Linked DNA regions of Homo sapiens: all the other regions are linked to region 3. The links are chromatin contacts, found by Hi-C or POLR2A ChIA-PET in ENCODE. All regions are on one chromosome and are shown on one strand. The core of a region is the stretch at or near the end of the contact, and the rest is flanking DNA. Distances in the headings are between cores, read along the strand shown.

What was found. A loop is a pair of places that touch in the nucleus more often than their neighbours do. ChIA-PET counts read pairs that join two places held with the same protein, here RNA polymerase II (POLR2A). Pooled maps may share reads with other maps.
Region 1: a loop to region 3 is called in a pooled map, with 3 times the contacts of the local background. The contact joins the enhancer-like site here to the promoter of SIRT4 in region 3. A Hi-C loop is called at or near these places in 3 of 168 maps with a recorded cell type or tissue (CD4-positive, alpha-beta T cell and naive thymus-derived CD4-positive, alpha-beta T cell), 2 of 37 single-sample maps with no recorded cell type and 12 of 50 pooled maps. POLR2A ChIA-PET finds 5 or more read pairs at or near these places in 20 of 52 experiments (CD4-positive, alpha-beta T cell, CD4-positive, alpha-beta memory T cell, CD8-positive, alpha-beta T cell and 12 more).
Region 2: a loop to region 3 is called in a pooled map, with 5 times the contacts of the local background. The contact joins the promoter of CIT here to the promoter of SIRT4 in region 3. A Hi-C loop is called at or near these places in 8 of 50 pooled maps. POLR2A ChIA-PET finds 5 or more read pairs at or near these places in 2 of 52 experiments (activated naive CD4-positive, alpha-beta T cell and activated naive CD8-positive, alpha-beta T cell).

Annotation. Positions count from the first base shown.
Region 1 is chr12:120,011,841-120,014,745 of GRCh38, reverse strand. The region is part of intron 2 of BICDL1 (BICD family like cargo adaptor 1); the gene reads right to left. Among named protein-coding and RNA genes, the nearest start is that of BICDL1, 24 kb to the right of the region's middle. RefSeq lists an enhancer at 2,086-2,165. Within about 2 kb of position 1,450, at least 5 of the 41 ENCODE cell types and tissues checked have a DNase peak (open chromatin) inside an H3K27ac peak, as active enhancers do; they include CD4-positive, alpha-beta T cell and CD8-positive, alpha-beta T cell, where a contact is called at or near this core.
Region 2 is chr12:119,875,833-119,878,686 of GRCh38, reverse strand. It overlaps CIT (citron rho-interacting serine/threonine kinase), which reads left to right and starts at 1,367. Exons shown (of 48, transcript NM_001206999.2): 1 at 1,367-1,438; 2 at 2,506-2,614. The coding sequence starts at 2,519. RefSeq lists a silencer at 1,608-1,687 and an enhancer at 1,918-1,977.
Region 3 is chr12:120,300,711-120,303,603 of GRCh38, reverse strand. SIRT4 (sirtuin 4) reads right to left here and starts at 1,283. Exons shown (of 4, transcript NM_012240.3): 1 at 1,226-1,283; 2 at 1-43. The coding sequence starts at 42.

The DNA of each region.
Region 1 (2,905 bases), core at 201-2,700, 290 kb after region 3:
ATTACAGGTGTAAGCCACCACACCCAGCCAAGAATGGTTTGCTTTTTTTTTTTTTTGAGATGGAGTCTCGCTCTGTCACAGGCTGTAGTGCAGTGCCGTGATCTCGGCTCACTGCAACCTCTGCCTCCTGGGTTCAAGCGATTCTCTTGCCTCAGCCTCCTGAGTAGCTGGGATGAAAGGCACGCGCCACCACACTTGGCTAATTTTTGTATTTTCAGTAGAGACGGGGTTTCATCATGTTGGCCAGGATGGTCTCGATCTCCTGACTTTGTGATCTGCCCGGCTCAGCCTCCCAAAGTGCTGAGATTACAGACGTGAGCCACTGCACCGGTGCAAGAATGGTTTTTTAATTCAAACTCTGCTGGTTTTCAAAATAGATGTTACTTTTGAAAGATGCCTCAATCCGATGCTACATTAAATTTTATTTTGGTTTTTGAGGAATAATTCAAATACTAAGCAGAATGCAAGGCTTCGAGTTGACTTGAAGTAACTGGTAGGTAGGTTCTATGTAGGGCTCCTTTTAAATATTGAAGTTCTTCTTTAATAATAGCTTTCTGTCTGCTAGGTTTTTAAGTAAACAGACTGCATAAAACAAAACATGATCGTTTAAGTAAACAGAATTACTTTGCAAAGATTTTTACACCTTGTTTTTCAAAGATTTTTTATAACACACATTTACCTAAACCACAGGTTTACTGGCTGTGACCTTAGATGAGTCACATCCTCCTACGGCCTTAGTGCTTTCTTCAACTGTGAGATCAAAAGGTCAGACTAGACAAGAGCTAAATAACATGGGTTAACCTTGCCCTTCAACAACTGTAATATGCGGGGGTTTCCACCATCTTAAAACACTATGCTAGAAATCTAAAGTCAAATTAGTTATTACCTACATTTCAGTCTTCAGAACAAATCAATGAGACTTTTCTGGATCCCTGCCATAATATGCATGGCACTAAGTGTTGTTGGGGATAAAAACTGGTTAAAGGCTGGACACGGTGGCTCACGCCTGTAATCCCAGCACTTCGGGAGGCTGAGGCAGGCGGATCACTTGAGGCCAGGAGTTCAAGACCTGCCTAATCAACATGGCAAAACCCTGTCTCTACTAAAAATACAAAAATTAGCCAGGCGTGGTGGCGGGCACCTGTAATCCCAGCTACTCAGGAGGCTGAGGCAGGAGAATCACTTGAACCCAGGAGGCGGAGGTTGCAGTGAGCCGAGATCGCGCCACTGCACTCCAGCCTGGGTGATAGAGTAAGACTCTGACACACACACACACACACACACACACACACACACACACACACACTCTGGTTAAAGACATAGTCCCTGCAATTCATGGTGTCTAAAACCTAGCAGGAGAAGAAATATAATCATGTGACATTAAATGACAATAAAATTTGGACCACAGGCTTTATAATTTTTTTTTTTTTTTGAGATGGAGTCTTGCTCTGTCCCCCAGGCTGGAGTGAAGAGGTGTGATCTTGGCTCATTGCAACCTCCACCTCCCAGGTTCAAACGATTCTCCTGCCTCAGCCTTCTGAGTAGCTGGGACTACAGGCATATGCCACCAGACCCGGCTAATTTTTTTTGTATTTTTAGTAGAGACGGGGTTTCGCCATGTTGGCCAGGCTGGTCTTGAACTCCTGACCTTAGGTGATCCACCCGCCTTGGCCTCCCAAAGTGCTGGGATTACAGGCATGAGCCACCATTACCGGCCCACAGGCTTTATAACTTAGATAAATTAAGAGTTTGACAAAAAGCATTCCCAAATGTCCCTACCACTGAAGGCAATGTAAAGGATAATGATATTCCATGTATAGCCCACCCTATGGGAGGTGGGGTGCTGGTCTGTGTAGGGAATGAGCTGGACACAGTATAGCAGATCTTATATTCATATTTTATAATCTGTTAGTTCCATTTCTGCAGAATTATAATGGAATAAAGGCTTTCCCCTTCCTTTCCCTTCCCTTTCCTTTAAAAAAGAAAAAAAATACATAATGGAATAAAGGTTCTAAGTGGTGGACTGTTTGAGGGATTCAGCTAATACCTCATGTCCTTAATTCATATATGAGAACACATAGAATTGATATCTATTACTTAGATCTTATCATTAATGTAAAGGGAAAGACATATGCTAAAACATCTCTGACATCATAGTTACATCTTGCCCGCCCTCTGAGCCTGACCAGGACAGTGTCATAGGAGGAGGTATAACTGGTATCCATGGCAACATCACCAGACTGGGACAATGTGAAAAGCCGTAACCTAGCAACTGATGACGAGAGGTGTGTATAGGGGGAATTCTTACAGTTCTGCAAATGACAAACATGCAGCATTGAATGCAACTAATCATACCAGGGCAATGCGGAAAATCTGACTTATTCGTGGAGAATTACAGAATGTCAACCTCATAAAACCTTAGTACTATGATGCATAATTTTAAACAGGAAAATCACATAAACACCTCCTCATTCCCCACACCGTCAGTCGTGTGCAGGGAAAGTACCTTATGTGTCATGACTGGAATGGAAAATAAATTTTGTTGTGGCACCAATCATCTCAACCTCTCTCTATTTCTCATTACACAAAGGAGTAAATTTGGGTGAGAGGAGAAGCCGCCCTCGGTCCCAGAGAAGGATGAATATGTTCTGCATGCAAAGGCGGCAGCATTACAAAGTTACCAGACATGATATACCACATCATGTGAGACTATCTCTCTACTAATTTTCTTTCCAACAGAGATCGCATACGTACATGTGGACATTTAGAGAGCGAAGGAATCATCTCGTTCAATCTCCGTGTTTTACTGACAGAAATTGAAACCCAGAGTGAGGATTTATTCAAAGTCAGAAAATTAGTGACAGAACATGGGCTAGAACCTAGGTCTTCTGTTTTCCAGGTCAAT
Region 2 (2,854 bases), core at 118-2,617, 430 kb after region 3:
GCCTTGTTTTGAGACTCATTATGTCATTGTGGTTAGTTGCAGTTTATTCTTTTTCATTGCTTGTGAAAACACTGCAATATACAATTTTGTCTTTTCTACTGCTGATGGACATTTATATCACTTCCAGTTTTTTGCGAACACTATTTTGTATTCTTATACACATCTCTTGGTGTACATAAGTAGGAGTTTCTCGCCGGCGTGGTGGCTCAGGGCCTGTAATCTCAGCACTTTGGGAGGCCGAGGTGGGCAGATCACTCGAGGTCAGGAGTTCAAGACCAGCCTGGACAACACGGTGAAACCCCATCTCTACTAAAAATACAAACAATTGGGCATGGTGGCATGCACCTGTAATCCCAGTTACTTGGGAGGATGAGACAAGAGAATAGCTTGAACCTGGGAGGTGGAGGTTGCAGTGAGGCGAGATCGTGCCATTGCACTCCAGCCTGGGAGACAGAGCAAGACTCCATCTCAAAATAAATAAATAAATAGGAGTTTTTCTTAGGTAGAGAAACTACACCTAGCAATAGTCATAGAATGCACAAATCTTCAATGTTAGCAAATAATGCCAAACTTTTTTTTCAAATTTCAAAGAGATTGTATCCATTTACACGCCTACGGGTACTGTATAAGTGTGTGTACTTCCACATCTTCGCAAACACTGTCACATCCTTTTGTTGTTGTTGTTCTCGAATTTGAGTGTTATTCTTTCTCACTGTGACTTTATTTTTCATATTTTCTGATTATGAACGAGGTTGACAACTTTCACACATTTGTTGGTCATCTGGATTTCCTTTTTGGTGAAGTGCCTGTTTAAGTATCTCGTCTATAATTTATTTTAAAGTGTCCTTTCAGACAGTCTCAATGACTGTCACCAACTCCTTGCAGGGCAGTCAGCCCGGAGATAGAGTAATCAAGGTAGGTTGAAGTCAAGCTCAAAACATTCGCTGCCTCAGCTGTAGCAGAGGACCACTGGGCTTCCCCAGGTAACAAGTACTTCTACCTTAGCCACATGAGAGAGAAAGAAGACCAGGCAGAGCAGCCTGGCTGCCTTCCTCCTTGCAGGTGGCCGAGAGCAGGGGACAGCGCCCTGGCGACCTCCTCAGGGATCCTAGATTAACAGTCGCGTCCTCAAACGCAGCATCCTGCGTAACCGCCAATTTCAAACTTCCAAGACCTGCCCTGCTGATTTTGCCCTTCCCTTTTTCCCGTTGGTCGCGAGTCAAAGGAAGATGCAATTTGATTGGCTCTCCCCTTCACTTTCCTCCATGCCTTTAGGGACATGGGCGGGGCCTGGCTGAGACGCCCATGTCTATCATAGGAGCGGAGACGCTGATTGGTCCAAACACGGCTGAGACCCGCCCGCGCCGTTCCTCGGGTTCAAACGCGGCGGCGGGAGGCGCGGGGCGGAACAGATCGCAGACCTGGGGGTTCGCAGAGCGTGAGTCTGATCCCCCAGACCCAATTCTACCGCACCCGGCTCTGCAAGGCCAGGGGAGGGCCGCCTCCACCCATACAAGTCCCGGGTTTCCCTCCCGCCCCGGGGAGGGCGGCGATTCCACCCCCAGGGCTGCGGGAGGCCTGGAGGGTCTTCCGGGGCTAGCTGTGCGCGCGCCCACCTTCCTTGGGAGCCGAGGGGTCAGCCGAGTGGTGCTGGGGCAGGAGGCTTGCTCCTCCCCTAAACCAGGCGGAGTGCTTTGTCTCTTCAGCTCTGCCTCCTGTCAGCACTAACTGCATTATTCTGCCCAGTGTAGTCGGCCGGTTCCTTATTATCTGCGTGAACTTAGCCATTTACTTAACCTCTCTGTTTCAGCGTATTCATACCCCGTGCCCACCCCATCACCTCATGATGCCCCCGCCTCTTTCGCTCTGCTCCAGTCCGTCTGGCCTCGCTGTTGCTGGAGAGGCCAGGTCCTGCCTCAGTGCTTTTGGCTTGGCTGTTTCGTTTGCCACGGATGTCTTTCTTTCCCCAGATATCAACATGGCTTGCTGGTCATTCGCTTCAGGTCTTCAAGTCTTGGGTCAAATGGTGGCTTCTCAGTGAAGTCTTATTTGACCACACTAAAAATTGCACCATCTCACCCCCATTGTCCTTTTCTTGCTCGATTTTGTTTTTACCCCATAGCACTTAACACCTTACAACAAGCTATATATTTTGCTTATTTCAGTCATTCATTTAATAACTATTCGCACCTATTTGTGTGCCAGGCTATGTGTGCCCCCACTGCATGGGGGCAAACATCTCTGCCCTTGTGGAGCTTCCATTCTAAGGGGGGAGATAATAAACACATTTATAAGTAAGAGAGTATGTCAGATAAGTGTATCATCTCCTGTCACAGTGAGTTAAAATCTGGTGTTTAATCTCCATGATTAGACTGAGCTTCCTAAAACTGGAGTGGTAGCTGATTTTCACCTCCTTGTCCCTGATATCTTGAGGGAGATCAGGATCTCTCAGGCCCTTCCTGCTCAAAACATAGGACACACTTGACTTTTCTGATATCCTTTCAGCGCCAGTGGGGAGATGTTGAAGTTCAAATATGGAGCGCGGAATCCTTTGGATGCTGGTGCTGCTGAACCCATTGCCAGCCGGGCCTCCAGGCTGAATCTGTTCTTCCAGGTAACAGCCTACCCTGCCAACTTTGCTCACCTGTGTGTGTCCTTGGAATCTCCTTGTCACTCACCTTTGCTTTTATTTATTTGTTTATTTATTTAGAGTCTCAGTCTCTCAGGCTGGAGTACAGTGGTGCAATCTCAGCTCACTGCAACCTCCGCCTCCTGGGTTCAAGCGATTCTCCTGCCTCAGCCTCCAGAGTAGCTGGGACTACAGCCGCCTGCCACCACACCCGGCTAAATTTTG
Region 3 (2,893 bases), core at 34-2,533:
GCCTTTTGCTGACCTGAAAGTCAACGCAAAGCTCATCTTCATTCTAGAGAAAAAGAAGCCTCATGTGAGAAACTGGGGTGGTTTTTTTTTTTTCTCATTTTTTGTTTGTTTGTTTTCGTTTTGTTTTTTGAGACAGAGTCTCCCTCTGTTGCCCAGGCTAGAGTACAGTGGCATGATCTTGGCTCACTGTAACCGCCGCCTCCCGGGTTCAAGTGATTCTCCTGCCTCAGCCTCCAGAATAGCTGGGACTACATGGCCACCATGCCCGGCTAATTATTGTATTTTTAGTAGAGGCAGGGTTTCACCATGTTGGCCAGGCTAGTCTCGAACTCCTGAGCTCTAGTGATCTGCCCGCCTCGGCCTCCCAACGTGCTGGAATTACAGGTGTGAGCCTCTGAGTCTGGCCCTAATGAGTCAGGTTTTGTTTGATTTTGTTCATGTAATTAAGCACACACACGCATTCCTTTTATTTTTTCATTTCCCCCTTATTTTAGTTTACCCTCCACTGCAAGCTCTGCTACTTGGACACATCAGAGAGACAAGACCCCTGCCCGTCAGCTTTTCTAGCTGTAACAATAGAGGGCCGGGTGCGGTGGCTCACGTCTGAAATCCCAGCACTTTGGGAGGCCGACGCAGGCAGATCACTTGAGATCAGGAGTTCGAGACATGCCTGGCCAACATGGTGAAACCCCGACTCTACTAAAAATACAAAAAAAATTAGCCGGGCATTGTGGCACGTGCCCGTAATCCCAGCTACTAGGGAGGCTGAGGCAGGAGAATTGCTTGAACCCGGGAGGCGGAGGTTGCAGTGAGCCGAGATCGCGCCGTTGCACTCCAGCCTGGGCGAAGAAGCAAGACTCCGTATCAAAAAAAAAAAAAAAAAGAAAAAGAAAAAACTTTGACATATTATTTGACACAATGCAATGCATAAATCCTCTAGTGACATGCACCCCGTATGTAAACATTATTTTATGTTTGGCTTTCCAGATCTGAGATCAGGACCCCGCTTTCTCCTTGACATTCCACAGCAAAACGTGAACAGCTGAACAAACACACAGTCCGGTTTCCCGAGACCAAAGGGTCAGGGGAAACCCCCGCTGAAAACGTGCATCAGTGGAACAACTACTCTCTTCCAGGTCCCACCGAGGGCAAAGAGGAGAAATAGAATCCCTCACAAGAAATCCACAACTTCTAGAAATCCGCAGCACACACAGAACACACTTACCTCTCACAGCTCTACGGACACTTCACACCCCACAGTGGGACCGTCTGATTGCATTTGCATTTTGGGACATGTAGTCCAGAAAGCTTAAATGATGCGAGAAAAACCACAAGTCCCACAATCCTCCGCGTCTCGCAATTGACAGCCCCAGATCATCCAGGAACGCCCCCTGTCGGCTCTTTCTGGTCAGAGGTTCCCCCGTTAATATAAAAGCTTTTAATCATGGATTTTTTTCTTTGTTTTCAATTTCTGTGGGCACTTAGTAGGTGTATATATTTATAGTGTACATAAGATTTTTTTTCTTTTTTCTTTTTTTTTTTTAAGACGGAGTTGTTGTTTTTTTTTTTTGAAAAAACTCCAGTCTGGAGTGCAGTGGCACGATCTCGGCTCACTGCAACCTCCCTCTCCCGGGTTCAACCGATTCTCCTGCCTCAGCCTCCCGAGTAGCTGGGATTATTTTTGTATTTTTAGTAGAGACGGGGGTTTCGCCATGTTGGCCAGGCTCGTCTTGAACTCCTAACCTCAGGTGATCCGCACGCCTTGACCTCCCAAAGTGCTGGGATTATAGGCGTGAGCCACTGCGCCCGGCCATCTTTTCTCTTATTTTTTGTCTTTTTTTCTTTTCTCTGTGCCTGTCTATGCTTTACCCACATGAGATGTTTTGATACAAACATGCAATGTGAAATGAGCACGTCATTAATCATGGATCTAGATTTGACTTTTTTTTAAAGTTTTTGTATTTTTAGTAGAGACAGAGTTTCACCATGTTGGCCAGGCTGGTCTCGAACTCCCGACCTCAGGTGATCCGCCAACCTCGGCCCCCCAAAATGCTGGGATTACAGGCCTGAGCCACTGTTCCCGGCCTAGATTTGACTCATTCTAAACATCAGAGTTTGTGATCCTTTTCATTCACAACGACAGTATCAAGTTATTTGCTATTGGTAAAATACCTTGAACTTGTGAAGAAATGTGTTTATACATATCTGAAAAAGTGATAGTTTGTTGTTGTTGTTGTTGTTGTTTGTTTGTTTGTTTTTGAGACGGAGTCTCGCTCTGTTGCCCAGGCTGGAGTGCAATGGTGCCATTTCGGCTCACTGCAACCTCCGCCTCCCGGGTTCAAGCAATTCTCCTGCCTCAGCCTCCTGAGTAGCAGGGATTATGGGCGCATGCCACTACGCCCGGTTAATTTTTTTATTTTTAGTAGAGACAAGGTTTCACCATGTTAGCCAGGATGGTCTTGATCTCCTGACCTCGTGATCTGCCCACCCTAGCCTCCCAAAGTACTGGGATTACAGGCGTAAGCCACTGTGCCCAGCCAAAAGTGATGTTTTTACAGTTAATATGAAGCCAAATATATTATACCTGGACTAATGTACTTAACCTGCTTGGCTTCTCCAATTTTATTTATCATATTTTTTTTATTAAGTTAATCAAACAAGGCCTGCGTCTCACTCCCAGGGATTCTGATCTACAAATTTCCTAATTGTTCCTAATGTGTAGACAACCAGAACTGCCGCTCTGCAGCATCACCTAAATCAATAAATGTATAAGTGTCTTTGGACATAAAGGTGGGCGGCCAGCAGGGACCTTGAAGACCACCTAAGGACTCCCTTCCCCCATTTTAAGATGAATTGGGCTGAGTGCAGTGGTTCCCACCTGTAATACCAACAC